2 separate regions of the Homo sapiens genome follow, and region 1 is linked to region 2. The links are chromatin contacts, found by Hi-C or POLR2A ChIA-PET in ENCODE. All regions are on one chromosome and are shown on one strand. The core of a region is the stretch at or near the end of the contact, and the rest is flanking DNA. Distances in the headings are between cores, read along the strand shown. Region 1 overlaps TMOD3 (tropomodulin 3). Region 2 overlaps TMOD3 (tropomodulin 3).

Region 1 (6,175 bases), core at 2,359-4,858, 61 kb before region 2:
GGTCCATTGAGGAGCATTCATTCTTACCAGCTGGGGCACCGTACTCATGACTCAGTGGTGAGCAATGGGGCTAGATGGTATGCCATACCTGGAGCACTGCTGATCTTGAGAGGAGGAAAAAGAGTAGTCAGAGTTGGAAGAGCTAGAAAGGCTTTGGAGAGGACAGACTTCAGCTAGTCTTTGAATTGTGCAGCGTGTGGATAAGATAGAGAGGTGAAATTCGGGCCTGGGGTAAAAAGGATTGTTTAAGAAGAGTGACATCATTGTGGGAAACAAATGAGGCGGCCAGCTGAAGATGAACTTTGGATATCTGTGAGGCCCTGAGGAATCTAGCCTGATTAAAGCAGAGGATTCCTAGTGATTCTTAGAGCAAGTAGGAAGGGGAGTTTTATCAAAATCACCCGAGAAACTGTCAAACTACAAACACCTAACAAGAAACATTTCTAAGTAAAGGAGTAAAATGTTAAAAGCAGTGTTTTAGGTGACTGTAGGCAAGATACAGATGTTAGAGCAGGAAAACAGGAGCTTAGAGTCAGTTTGCTTGTCTAGAGCCTGGTCTGACAGAGGGCTTAGTAAAGCAGTATTTTTTACTTCCTCTTTTTATGAGGTTCCAGAAGTTTCTCTAGGTCTTAGAACCTTTCCTGGGAAGGGGCAGGGCTCAGAGACATAGGGCTTTGAAGAGCCTGCATAGGACTTTAGAAAGTTGTTTCTCTTGATGTTTCCTTAGGGAAAAGGTTTTGAGAAAACATACCCCAAAACTGCCCTCAATCCCAGTTTCAGGATTTCAATTAAATAGGGCCTTTGGTCCAAAGCTGTGGAACTTGGGAGAATATATAATTACATATTTCTTAAAATGAGCTTTGCTATTGGTTTCGCAGATTGCTAGTTTTTTTTTTTTAATAGCATTCTGAAATTCTAATATGACTGTATGATGGCCGATGGTTCTTATTTTGTTTTTTCTACCAAAGCACTTCTTGCTGTTACCTGAGTGTGGCATGCATAATTCTAAAGTCAGGGATAATATTTGTTATTTTTTCATATGCAGCATCAAACTGCAACAAATGATTGAATTGTCCTTTAAATTAAAAAAAATCAATAAATGCACATGGTACAAAACTCCTGGGGTCCTCCTGGATATATAGCAAACACTGAGTGAACCCTCTCCCTTGTATTCTCAGCTAACTAGTTTATCTCTGGTTCTTGTGGATCCTTCCAGAGTTATTCTCAAGCACTTATTTTTAAAAGTTGATTGTTTAGATTTGGAAGGACCTTGGAGGTCTTTTGTTAACCAGTAGACTTTCTTGAGGTACTAGAAAAAAGTGGGTCACAGTTGAGGAATAGATGTAAATGAATGATGGGGGGAGGAAAACCCTCCGAAACTCCTTAAAATATCACCTTCTGCGGTTAAAGCCTTTATGAAACCTGTTTCCCAAAGGCCTCTTTCCTAAATTCCAAGTCAATTTTTCTAACCTATTTTTTCTTATTCTGAAGTCTTTTTTCTAATATCTTTCAGTACTGTTCTCCTCTTGAGAGTCTTGGTTATAAAATTTAATTAAAGAGAGGCAGTAGTTAAATACTGTTAAATTTATTTTAATAAGAGGAAAGGAAATAAAGACCAAGGCAGAAATGAATGTGCTACTTTAGTATTCTTACTACATTGACAGAATTTATATTTAATTTTGTGATTGAATCTTTTTTGCATTAATTCCTATGATTTATGATTTGTAGGGAATTCATGTTTTCATGGAAACATGTCTAACTTTATTATGGAAATCAATGTGAAAATAGAAAATTAGCTGTATAAGTTTGCTTTATTTGGTGAGTTTTCAGGAAAGCATTTATTAATACGGTCATACTACTGTTAACTTTTTTTTCCCCTCTACTACTTAACAACATTGGCTCATGCTTGACTTCATTATTTACTTTGTTCATTTTTTAAGTCTATCTGGTTCTTGTTTTTCAAGTCACTTTCCTGCAGTATTTCAGCTTTTGTATGTACATATCTAGCATGATTCAGCTTTCATATTTTTCCTTTTTACTTATACATTGTTCACCTTGGCAGTGATGAGGGCAAGTCAGTATTTTTTTCCCCCAAGATTGGGTTAAATGGTGTTTCCTTAAAATCATAGACAATTAGAATTAGAAGAGACCTGAGTCCATCAGGCTCAGGGATGAAATGACTAGGTTTCAACCTTTGCCAAGTCTCATCTACTGGTAGTAGCTGCCTAAGGACTGAGGGAGGATCTGTGCTCAGTGAAAAAAAGGCTGTTTGATTTGCCGTGTTTGTCATGGACGTGGAAGAGCCACCTGTCAGAACCAGGACTATATTTTAGCTATTCTTCATCTAGCCCAGGAAACTAAGAAGAGATTAAAGTCAGAACCCCTAAGTCCATAGATCCGCTCACCCTCAGTCTGATGCTGGGAGCTAACTAAGTGCTAGACTTTTTCTCCTGAAGAATTTTGGTTCCAGCCAGGCACAGTGGCTCACATGTGTAATTCCGTACTTTGGGAGGCTGAGGTGGGAACATCGCTTGAGCTCAGGATTTTAGACCAGCCTGGGCAACATAGTGAGACCTCATCTCTACAAAAAATTTAAAAATTAGCTGGGCATGGTTGGCACACACTTGTTGTCCCAGCTACTCAGTAAGCTGAGGTGGGAGAATCGCTTGAGCCCAGAAGGTCGAGGCTGCAGTGAGCTGTCATCACTCCAGCCTGGGTGATAGTGGGAGACTCTGTCTCAAAAAATAAAACAAGGAAAGAATTTTGGTTTCCTCTGGGTTTTGTTTGTTTTTCCTCCTCTGGTGATAATTGAATCCTATTAATTACATAGGTTTGTCACAGTTTGTTATAGAGCTTGGAGAAGGACTTCGGAGTAATCAATCAAGGAGTCAGAAGGTACAGAAAATTCTCCTTATTCTAGCAAAGAAAGGGAGCTTCAGTTATATAATCTAGCTAAAATTAAAAACTTTTAAAAATCTATTTTTAAGACTGAAGATTTTTCCATTAAAATTTAAAAGTACACTACTGACTGAGCGCAGTGGCTCACACCTGTTATCCCAGCACTTTGGGAGGCAGAGGCAGATGGATTACTTGAGCCCAGGAGTTTGAGACCAGCCTGGGCAACATGGTAAAACCCCATTTCTACCAAAAAAAAAAAAAATACAAAAATAAAAATTAGCCAGACATAGTGGCACGCACCTATTGTCCCAGCTACTTGAGAGGCTGAAGTGGGAGGATTGCTTGAGCCCGGGAGTTTGAGGCTGCCATGAGCCATGTTCATGCCACTACACTTTAGCCTGGGTAACAGGCTCAAAACAAAACAAAACAAAACAAAACAAAAAACAAATCTAGTTTGAAGCCCAGGAAATTTGGAAGGATTGAAACTGAGGAAAAATAATACCTTTTGTTCACTGCGTAACATTCAACTTGCTCTCAGCATGATTTCTTTTAGACCTGGCCTAGTTTATTTTAGGTTTTATGTGTTCTTCAATGCTTACTAACTTGGTGGATTAAGAAAATTCTTGCAAGAGGAAAAATGAGTCATGGTGATACTTCCCTTTGGGGGAGAGAAAGAAAACTCTCAGATTAATCTCACCATTATGCACTTGGCATGGATTCAGCATTTTGATTGATGGCTGAGCATTGATAAATCTTTCCCTGTAAGCCACTTCATATCATATTTGGTTTTGTTCACAGTAGGACTGGTAGAAGTCTCTTTTTCAGTTAACCAGCAGAGATAAAGAACTCTGTAACCTTATTACCATCAGAGACTTGTTCGTATGATGTCATTTCTTTTTTTTAAAGATATTTTGAGTTTGCAACAACTGGGAAAAAACATTTCCCAGTCTACCCAGTCTATTAAACAAACAAACCAAAAAATTAAAAACTGAAAAACATTTGGTGCTGAGAAACTGGGTATGCTAAGGGTGTGGCTATTTTGGCATCCATCTTTGGTATGCACAGAGTGGGTTCCTCTTTGACCTTGCCCTGTGTCTCTGATGCTGCAGCTCCACTAAGAAGAAGAAAAAGGGGAGGTGGGACAGAACTGGGAGCTGGTTTGCTACTATTCGTCAGAAAAGGAAGTGGGGCACCTACAAGAGAGCCACGAAGTCTCTCAGCAGGGTCTTGTTGAAAGATTGTTTTTGAAGTGGTATGAATAACCTGTCAAGTATTTTCTTGTAATAATCACAGAACTAATCTGGCTACTTTCTACTTTAAGGTAGTCCTCCGTGATCTGCTTCTAATTACATCTCTTCTTTATTCTAGCCCTAACAAGTTTTTCTGCACTGCCTTCAGATTTCAAACTATTTTCTCTGCAATCTATAAATTTCATTTTTTAAAATGCAAGATGGCATTGGTAGCAATGGCAGGAAAGACAGGGCTACTTAGGTTGATTAGTTTCCATGGGACTTTTACACAGAATAATCAACCACTATTTTTTCAACTACTGTGTGCAAAGCAGCTATCTCACTGAGCTGTGCTAATATCTGAGTCAACAAACCGTAGCATCCCCAAAACGCCACAAAAATTATTAAAATACTGTCTTTTAAGCTTCATTATATAGAAGAATCAGTGAACCAAACAAAAGGATAAATTTAGCATCCAGTATATTTCCTTTAAAAAAGTCTTAGACAGGCATGGTGGCTCACGTTTATAATTCCAGCACTTTGAGGGTCTGAAGCAGGAGGATCACTTGAAGCCAAGAGACCAGTCTGGGCAAAGCAAGACCCCATCTCTATCCTCCTCCATTTGCTATCAAAGTAATATACGTTATATACAACTAAAATAAAATGGGCATTTTTTAGAAGGTAAATATGTGTGCCAATACAGTGCTTTGAGCGTGGTGGGTATTGCTACGGTTTGAATGTCTGTACCTTCCTAAAATTCATATGCTGAAACCTAATCACCAATATGATGGTATTAGGAGGTGGGGCCTTTGAGAGGTGAGTAGGTCGTGAGGATAGAGCCTTCATGAGTAGGATTCATGCCATTATAAAAGAGGCCCTAGAGAGCTGCCTTGCATTTCTATCATTTCAGGACACAGCTCCATCTGTGAATCAGAAAGTGGGCTCGCACCTGACTCTGAATCTGCTGGTGTCTTATTGGACTTCTCAGCCTCTGGAAATTGTGAGAAATAAATTGCTGTGGTTTACAAGCTACCTAGTTTATGGTATTTTGTTATAGCAGCCTAAATGGGCTAAGACAGACACTGAATATATTCTTTGTTTATAATTAGTGTTATTTAGAATTATAAGCTTATAAAAAGGAAATGACCTTATGAGAGTCTTGAAACTCCCTTGCCTTTGAGGAATCTGCCACATTGTCCCTGACAGATATTCATACTCAGCCTCAACAATCCCAAGAATACATAGATGACTGTCTTTACCTTAGCCTTCTCCATCAAAGAGAATGTTCTTCAAACCAGCAGAGATGAAACTCAACCTTAACATTAAATAGAAGAGTATTTTGATGTTTTGAATGTTAAAATCTCCAGCCGGAGATAACTTATTGTTACATTATTTCCAGATTAATTTTGAACCATGCCAAACAGAAAAGGGAATGTCAATTTGAATTTTTTTAATTGAAGTAAATTGAAGCAGATACTTGGGAAATTGTTGGCTAGTGAACCGTATCTACTTCAAAAGTTTACATGGATATTCATCCAAAGGGAATATTTTGATCCTAACTACTATTAATATGTGTCAACACTGAAATAGTTTTATTTAAAAGTAAACATATATAATCACCAGAAGTTTTCTTCAGCATGAAAGGATATGACTGCCAGTCAATATCTGAAACAAAGGCAAAGCTGAATTTAATGCTTACTGTAATAAGGGAGAGCAATGCTGGCTAGACACAGTTTCTCTAAGAAGAGCAGGCCAATTTCTAATTTTGGGGAATTGTGGAATTCAGGGATTGGCAAACTTTCTGAGGCTGTAGTGGGTTAACATAATCTGTAGAAGTATGACTATGATTGGCTGGCACTCAGAGGAGTGTTTATTGGAGTATGTTCCCGATCAGCTTCTTTCGGAAGTTGGGAAGCTATTGCAATAGCCCAGATAAGAGGAGATAATGGCTTGGACCAGAGTGGAAGGAAGCAGTGGAGATGGTAAAGAGATGACTTTTAAAGGTAAAACCAGCAAGATTTGCTGGGTGGATCATGTGTGGAGTGCGA
Region 2 (6,709 bases), core at 3,174-5,673:
TAGGTCAGTAATCTCTCATTCTCCTATGGTTCCTATTTAATTGCTTGAGGCTTGTGGCTTCTGTTTGAAATAGACTTTCCAGCCAAGGCTGAATTAAAGAATATGGTACTTAGAATTTTATTTCTACATGTTTCCAAAAGTTGACTCTTTTAAATTAGGATGTTTGCCATTGAAGTATTTTTAAAGATGCATCTTAGACAAGAAGTAAAACAAGACTTCTCAAAAGGAGTGACATTTCAACGTGTTGCCATTCTCTTAAGCTTCAGCCATATTTGAGTTCCCATTCTGTAAAAGTTTCTGGAGCAGGAAAAAATAGCACTTCATTTCTTTAATCCAGATCACGTGGAAAATATTAGCTCAAACTCTTTCTGTCCTTTTTATGACTGTGGTTTCCCAGAAGAGATGTTAGCTGCTTGCTTTTGAAAATAGAAAATTGGTGTGTTTTGGTGTATTGTTGATTCCAAATGTAGTTTGCAAAGTCATGCTAATTGTTTTAGTATTGCTTCACTAGTTAGCTTCTATTTTTTCCTTCAGGCGTTTAATTTGGCTTCTTAGAGTAGCGTTTTAAGAGAACTTCATAAAGAAGTTCTAGCTGGACTTCATAAATAATTGGAAAGCTTTAAAAACACATAGATTATTGGCTTAAAATGGCTTTCTTCACCCCAAAAAGATGGTTGACCAGAGCCTCACGACCATCACATAACCCTACTTTGATAGATAATGAAGCCAAGTGCTCTATTGAATGTTTACTATGTTCTCATTAGTGCGCTACACAGCCACGAGCTACAGATACTGTTGTTCTCCTGTTATGCAGGATAAGCTGAGGCTCAAAGAAGTTAACTAACTTGCCAAAAAACACACTACAGAAAAGTGACAGAGCGAGTTTCCTTAGAAGTTCTGATTTAGTCTGTGATGGGATTTGGGTTGTAGGCATTTCACACTCAGAAACCCTGGCTTGTTTCTCCAGTATTGAGTGGATATTTGAGTTTCTGAGTTCATCATTGTTATACATCTTAAGCAGGTGTGCCCCATATGTCCTCTACTTATCACAGCATTTGTCCCATTTTTTAAATTGCCTTTTACTCAGAAAACTAATTATATGTAGTAGTCTTACTTCCAAAGACTATATGCTTTTTGAGGGCAGGGACTATGTTGTTGGCAGGGGCCATGTCCGACTATTGAATCCCAACTCTTTTAAAACCATGCCTGACACACAATAGGTACTTAAGAAAACTGGATTAAGTGAATAAATAAGTGGTAGAATTTGAACTCTCTCAAAGTTATAATTTTCTGGTACCTGAATAGCCATAAACTAAGCCAGAAGTATCCTCCATTTTTCCTCTCCTTGGAAACTACCTTAACAAGCCCCAACCAGCTCTGTTACTTACCTCCCTCCAGGAGGCAGGTGATTCCAGCAGCTGTCCCTCCAGGAGCTGTACAGTGAATGTCTATAAACGTCACGGCAGGGGCGCTGACCTTTGCAAGGCTTCAGCAGTTGTGCTTTTTTGTGAAGACTGTTTTGGTAGACACTTTGCCTGCATTTCTGTAAGAAAAGAAATGTCCAGTGTTAGAGTGAGGGAGATTTGGGCAAATGCAAGATGGGGTGTGGGGGGTGCAAATGAAAACCACTTCCTAGGCTGCTTTATGTTGTCTCTGAGCAATTGAATAGCCGTGCACAGTGGTGTGTGATAGAGGAAGAGAAGACCATGTTGAAGAAGCTGTGTTCTGACCCAAAGCAGAAGCGAGAGAAAGCAAGCAGCTTTGTTCCGGGAACTCTCTAGACTCCCAGTTACACTGTTTCATTCTGATCCAAACTAGATTTTCAAACGTGGGTCTCATGCATGAAATGACAATAAGCACATTCCTGGATAGGGCAATTACAGATAAAAGCTCAAATTTGAGAGCAAGCAAGTTATTTATATGCTGATGGCAGCCTGTGGATTTTAAGAACTGACTCATATCATGATGCTGGCTCCTGAATAAACTTTCAATGAGTACTTGTTGTTTAAAGCTAACATTTAAAAAGTGGTATCAGCAGATTGAGGCCGGGTGCAGTGGCTCACGCCTGTAATCCAAGCACTTTGAGAGACCAAGGTGGGTGGATCACCTGAGGTCAGGAGTTTGAGACCAGCCTGGCCAACATGGTGAAACTAAAAATACAAAAATTAGCCAGGTGTGGTGGCAGGTACCTGTAATCCTAGCTACTCGGGAGGGTGAGGCATGAGAATTGGTTGAACCCAGAAGGCGGAGGTTGCAGTGAGCCGAGATTGCACCACTGTACTCCAGCCTGGGCTACAGAGTGAGACTTTGTCTAAAAAAAAAAAAAGTGATATAAATAAATTTAAGAGGGAGTGTTGGTAGAATACACTGAAATTACATGGTTAAAGAACTTTGATTTATTTGGATTTTATGCAGAAGGCATTAGAGAGCCATTAGAGGCCACCGAATACATGATTAAGATACTTCAAAAACAAAAACTGCTCTTATTGCTCTATTAGAGTTAGAAAATGAAGTTAGTTAGGACATTCGCAATTAACTAATGGTGGCGTATTGACAACTTATATCAGTGGAGTGTGTTTTGGTAACAAGGTGAAACCCCGTCTCTACTAAAAATACAAAAAATTAGCTGGGCGCGGTGGCGGGCGCCTGTAGTCCCAGCTACTCGGGAGGCTGAGGCAGGAGAATGGCGTGAACCCGGGAAGCGGAGCTTGCAGTGAGCCGAGATTGCGCCACTGCAGTCCGCAGTCCGGCCTGGGCAACAGAGCGAGACTCCGTCTCAAAAAAAAAAAAAAAAAAAAAAAAAAAAAAGAAATTGGACCAGATCCAAAGAATTGTTAATAGGGCAAAATTTATAAGCCTGCCATCTAGAGGATGAGCTGAGGAATTGCTGGAAGGTAACAAGTGAGCACCAGGTGAGAAAGAGGGGTCAGAAATGGCCCGTTGCCCCATTGTCCTCTGTTGTGCACACAGCGGCAGCAACCTCTCATTCTTCTGCTCAGCTTAACTTTTTTTCAGCTGTATACTCTGACCTCTGCCTAATAGATAAAGATTGAAAAGCCTGAAGACCATGTTTTCTGACATATTGGTCTCAGCAGCCTGATATGTACTAACTCAAAAGAGATAATCAAAGAACAAGACTTGAAACTTGTACAGAATCTCCTGGGCATATAGTTCTTTTTCACCTTGTAGATGGGGCTTTATCAGATCTTTGAGTTCTGATTTTGATAACATCGTTCCCTCTCTCATTGTTTTCTTAGTCTCAGCTATTCATTGAAATAATTCTACCTGCTCTCCATCTCTCCAGCTAAGAAGTGTCACAGCTGTAACAGCAAAGAGGTTCTATGGTATACATGCAATATTCTATTTACCTTTGAGTCTCACATTACTATCTTTACACTAGTTAACTGCATATTCCATTTTCTAGACCTTTTTTGTTTGCTGCACTCTGTCCTGTAGATCTTTTCTATAACATGCATTATAGCATCTGAAGTGGTATGCCAGTAACATCCAAACCCTGCTGCAATTCAAAATTTTCGTTGAAATGTTCTACCCTAAAGAATTATCTGGGCTGGGCGCAGTGGCTCACGCCTGTAATCCCAGCACTTTGGGAGGCTGAGGCAGGCGGATCACCTGAGGTCAGGAGTTCGAGACCAGCCTCAACATGGAGAAACCCCGTCTCTACTTTAAAAAGTACAAAATTAGCCAGGTGTGGTGTTGCATGCCTGTAATCCCAGCTACTCGGGAGGCTGAGGCAGGAGAATTGCTTGAACCTGGGTGGTAGAGGTTGCGGTGAGCCGAGATCGCGCCATTGCACTCCAGCCTGGGCAACAAGAGCGAAACTCCGTCTCAAAAAAAAAAAAAAAAAGAATTATCTGAAGTTTGCCTTTCAGACATTTCTATATTTTTCAGAGATCTATATACATGATTTGATATTTGAGGGCTCAAGTCTCCATTTAATTTTTTTTCTTAATACTTCAGTGAACACATGAAACTTGTCTTTGTTAGCATGGATTAAAATTAGAGTCGGTTGCTTGCTTTGACAGCACATACACTAAAATTGGAATGATACAGAGAAGATGAGCATGGCCCCTTGCAAGGATGACACAGACATTCATGAAGCAATCCCTATTTTTATTGAGTTCTGGCAAAAAATAAATAAAATAAACTTAAGAGTCAGGCGAACTTAATTAGATAGTTATAAAAATGTTCGTGGGAACCTGATACTTTAGTCCTTCTGGTTTTATTTTCAAGCAAGCACCCAGCCTATGGCTGAACAAGATTTTATATACGTCATCTGAACGTATGGTCTTATCTATTAAAGGCCGACAAACAGAAGTCAGCAGTCAGAAGAGCACAAGAGCAGAGTGTCTATGGCCTGGCCAGGACACCAGGTGTACCTGTTGGCTTCTAGTTCCTCTGTCAAACAGCCAATTTAGGCCAAAGTACACACTACAGAAGTGACAGAGCCATGATTCACTCTATTTGTCATCAACTCTGGAACCTGTGGTTTTTGTCCTCTCTAGGAGCCGGCCACAATGCTGATAGCCCTGAATTGGTGGCCCTCAGTGAATGCTCTCTAGTGGCTGATAGGTGAGAGCGCAGGTAGCAAGATCTGAAGTTGAAGACCTTGTTCTGCTACTAGAGAACACCCCTGAGTAGTTTGACATCACCAGTCCAGGAAGAGGCTGGTAGTCTCAGATACATACATGTACCGTTCTTTGCTGTAAAAGCTGAGCTAGTTGACTGGCCACTTAGGCAGCCAAAGTTTATGGTAGCCGGAAGTGACCACACCATATTACCAGGGTCTGAGATTTTCATTACTTTGCATTTGTTGTTTTATCAGACCCTGAACTGGTTTATATTACAGGAGACAAAAGAAGGAAAATTCAGAAAGCAGTAGCAAATCACTTACCTATAAAAATGACAAAAATGTTTTTGGTATATTCTTTTACAGCCTAAGGAAATACATTGTAGTGTCTAATCAGGAGAGCATGCAAATAGTTACTTTTAATATGTTCTAACCCCAGCTGCCTGAATGTCACTTCAAAATTTAACACACTAATTTATTAGCTGTTTTTTAAAACCTGAGTATGTACTTTTTCAGTAAACAAATGACTTGGGCTGGACGCAGTGGCTCACACCTGTAATCCCAGCACTTTGGGATGCTGAGGCGGGCAGATCACTTGAGCTCAGGAGTCCAAGACCAGCCTAGGCAAGATAGTGAGACCTAATGTCTGTTTTATTAATAAATTACAAAGTTAAAAATAAACAAAAACAAATGACTTGTAGATGATTGCTGACCATTCTGTTTTAGATTTCTAGTGCTGCTGCTGTGTAAGCACAGCTATGAGTCATTGAGCTTAGGGCATGTAATTCTTTTGTTGAAGCCCCTTGGTTCTCAACAAGTAAATGACAGTGGTGAATGATGGGAAGTAGGTTGTTTTTTTTTTTTTTTTAATTAGTGGTCATGTGAACTGGAAATGGACATTTCAATTTTGTAAAACTTATAACTGGATTATGCAGAAACTTGCTTGTTATAAGCAAGTTACCATTGTAAAAACTAATAGGGATTTCTAACATAGTTTCTTTTATTTTTCTCATAGTGCGTAAGAGACGAGTTGAAGGAGATCACCAGTAAGTCTGCAAAGGTGTAATCTTTGGAAGACTTCAGAAGATCACCAAGGGCTCATGTTGGTGACATCATGTAAAATTTTCCTGGGTAGAAGGGAAAAGACTGGAAAAATTTTTTTAGTGACATGCATTTTTTTTTTAGTTGTTATCAAATTGTAAAATCAGTAATGTGATATTTTATATTCTGAAACATTTCTACTTTCTGCTAAAATCAATTTTAATTTAGTTTAATTGAATGATTTATGATGAATCTTGGGCAAAAAAATACAACTGTAAAAAATTTCACAGGTCATTTGTGTAGAATAATTTGAACATTGTGAGGACCAATCTTTTTTAAATCAAAAGGGATGTTGCTGGTATCAGAATTGTTATTGCTTCATTTAGACATAAAACACTTAAGTGTTTTCTTCACTCCGTGACCTGGAGAGTTTTCCATTTTTTAAAATACATGAACTTGGCAAGGGTGTGATTTTTCTTTATCAAGAGAACAAAATGCCAGAATGTTAAAACAGTTAACTCAAAATCTAGTCATCTGTGTAGGAGCTAAAGCAGGTCTCCAGGGAGAGAGGGTGGTCGTCTGTGCATTCCAGGTTACTGCACTTGTCTGATGTGACGTAGCAACACCCAGGTCTTCTTAAAACAAAGTCATCAGCTTTGCCAGGTTACATACTTTATTTAAAAGTATAGTGAGGTCGAAGTTCATTCCAGTGTTTCATTTTAATAATGTGGGCATTATTAAATTTTTGTGGAAGCTAATAGTAAAAAATAAAAGCTGTTTTCACCACCTCCCTCCCCACCCCCCAAAAAAGGCGTACAGCCAACTCTTAGTTATTTAGGGTAAGAGAAAAAAGAAAACTGTTAAACAATGAAATCAAAGATAATAAATATGATAGATTTCCAGTATGAGGCACTTGCAAAACAGTCATTTAAACTGATGGTTACTGTAAGTCAGTTGGAAGCTGGCATGTATGTAAATTACTTGGTGTTACACCATATCCGAAGAAGTTCCTATGTGCAGTGCAGAATTGCATAAACAGTATTTAATCACTGCTACAAATCTTCCAACCAAGAAGGAAAA

Evidence for each region. A loop is a pair of places that touch in the nucleus more often than their neighbours do. ChIA-PET counts read pairs that join two places held with the same protein, here RNA polymerase II (POLR2A). Pooled maps may share reads with other maps.
Region 1: a map of PC-9 shows a loop between it and region 2 (7-fold over the local background). The contact joins two enhancer-like sites. A Hi-C loop is called at or near these places in 6 of 168 maps with a recorded cell type or tissue (Caco-2, HepG2, MCF 10A and 3 more) and 5 of 50 pooled maps. POLR2A ChIA-PET finds 5 or more read pairs at or near these places in 8 of 52 experiments (A549, B cell, BJ and 5 more).

Annotation. Positions count from the first base shown.
Region 1 is chr15:51,843,008-51,849,182 of GRCh38, forward strand. The region is part of intron 1 of TMOD3 (tropomodulin 3); the gene reads left to right. Among named protein-coding and RNA genes, the nearest start is that of TMOD3, 16 kb to the left of the region's middle. Within about 2 kb of position 3,609, at least 7 of the 41 ENCODE cell types and tissues checked have a DNase peak (open chromatin) inside an H3K27ac peak, as active enhancers do; they include PC-3 and PC-9, where a contact is called at or near this core.
Region 2 is chr15:51,903,173-51,909,881 of GRCh38, forward strand. It overlaps TMOD3 (tropomodulin 3), which reads left to right. Exons shown (of 10, transcript NM_014547.5): 10 at 5,604-6,709. The coding sequence ends at 5,638. It also overlaps the pseudogene RNU6-90P. Among named protein-coding and RNA genes, the nearest start is that of LEO1, 65 kb to the right of the region's middle. RefSeq lists an enhancer at 5,186-5,355. Within about 2 kb of position 4,424, at least 6 of the 41 ENCODE cell types and tissues checked have a DNase peak (open chromatin) inside an H3K27ac peak, as active enhancers do; they include PC-3 and PC-9, where a contact is called at or near this core.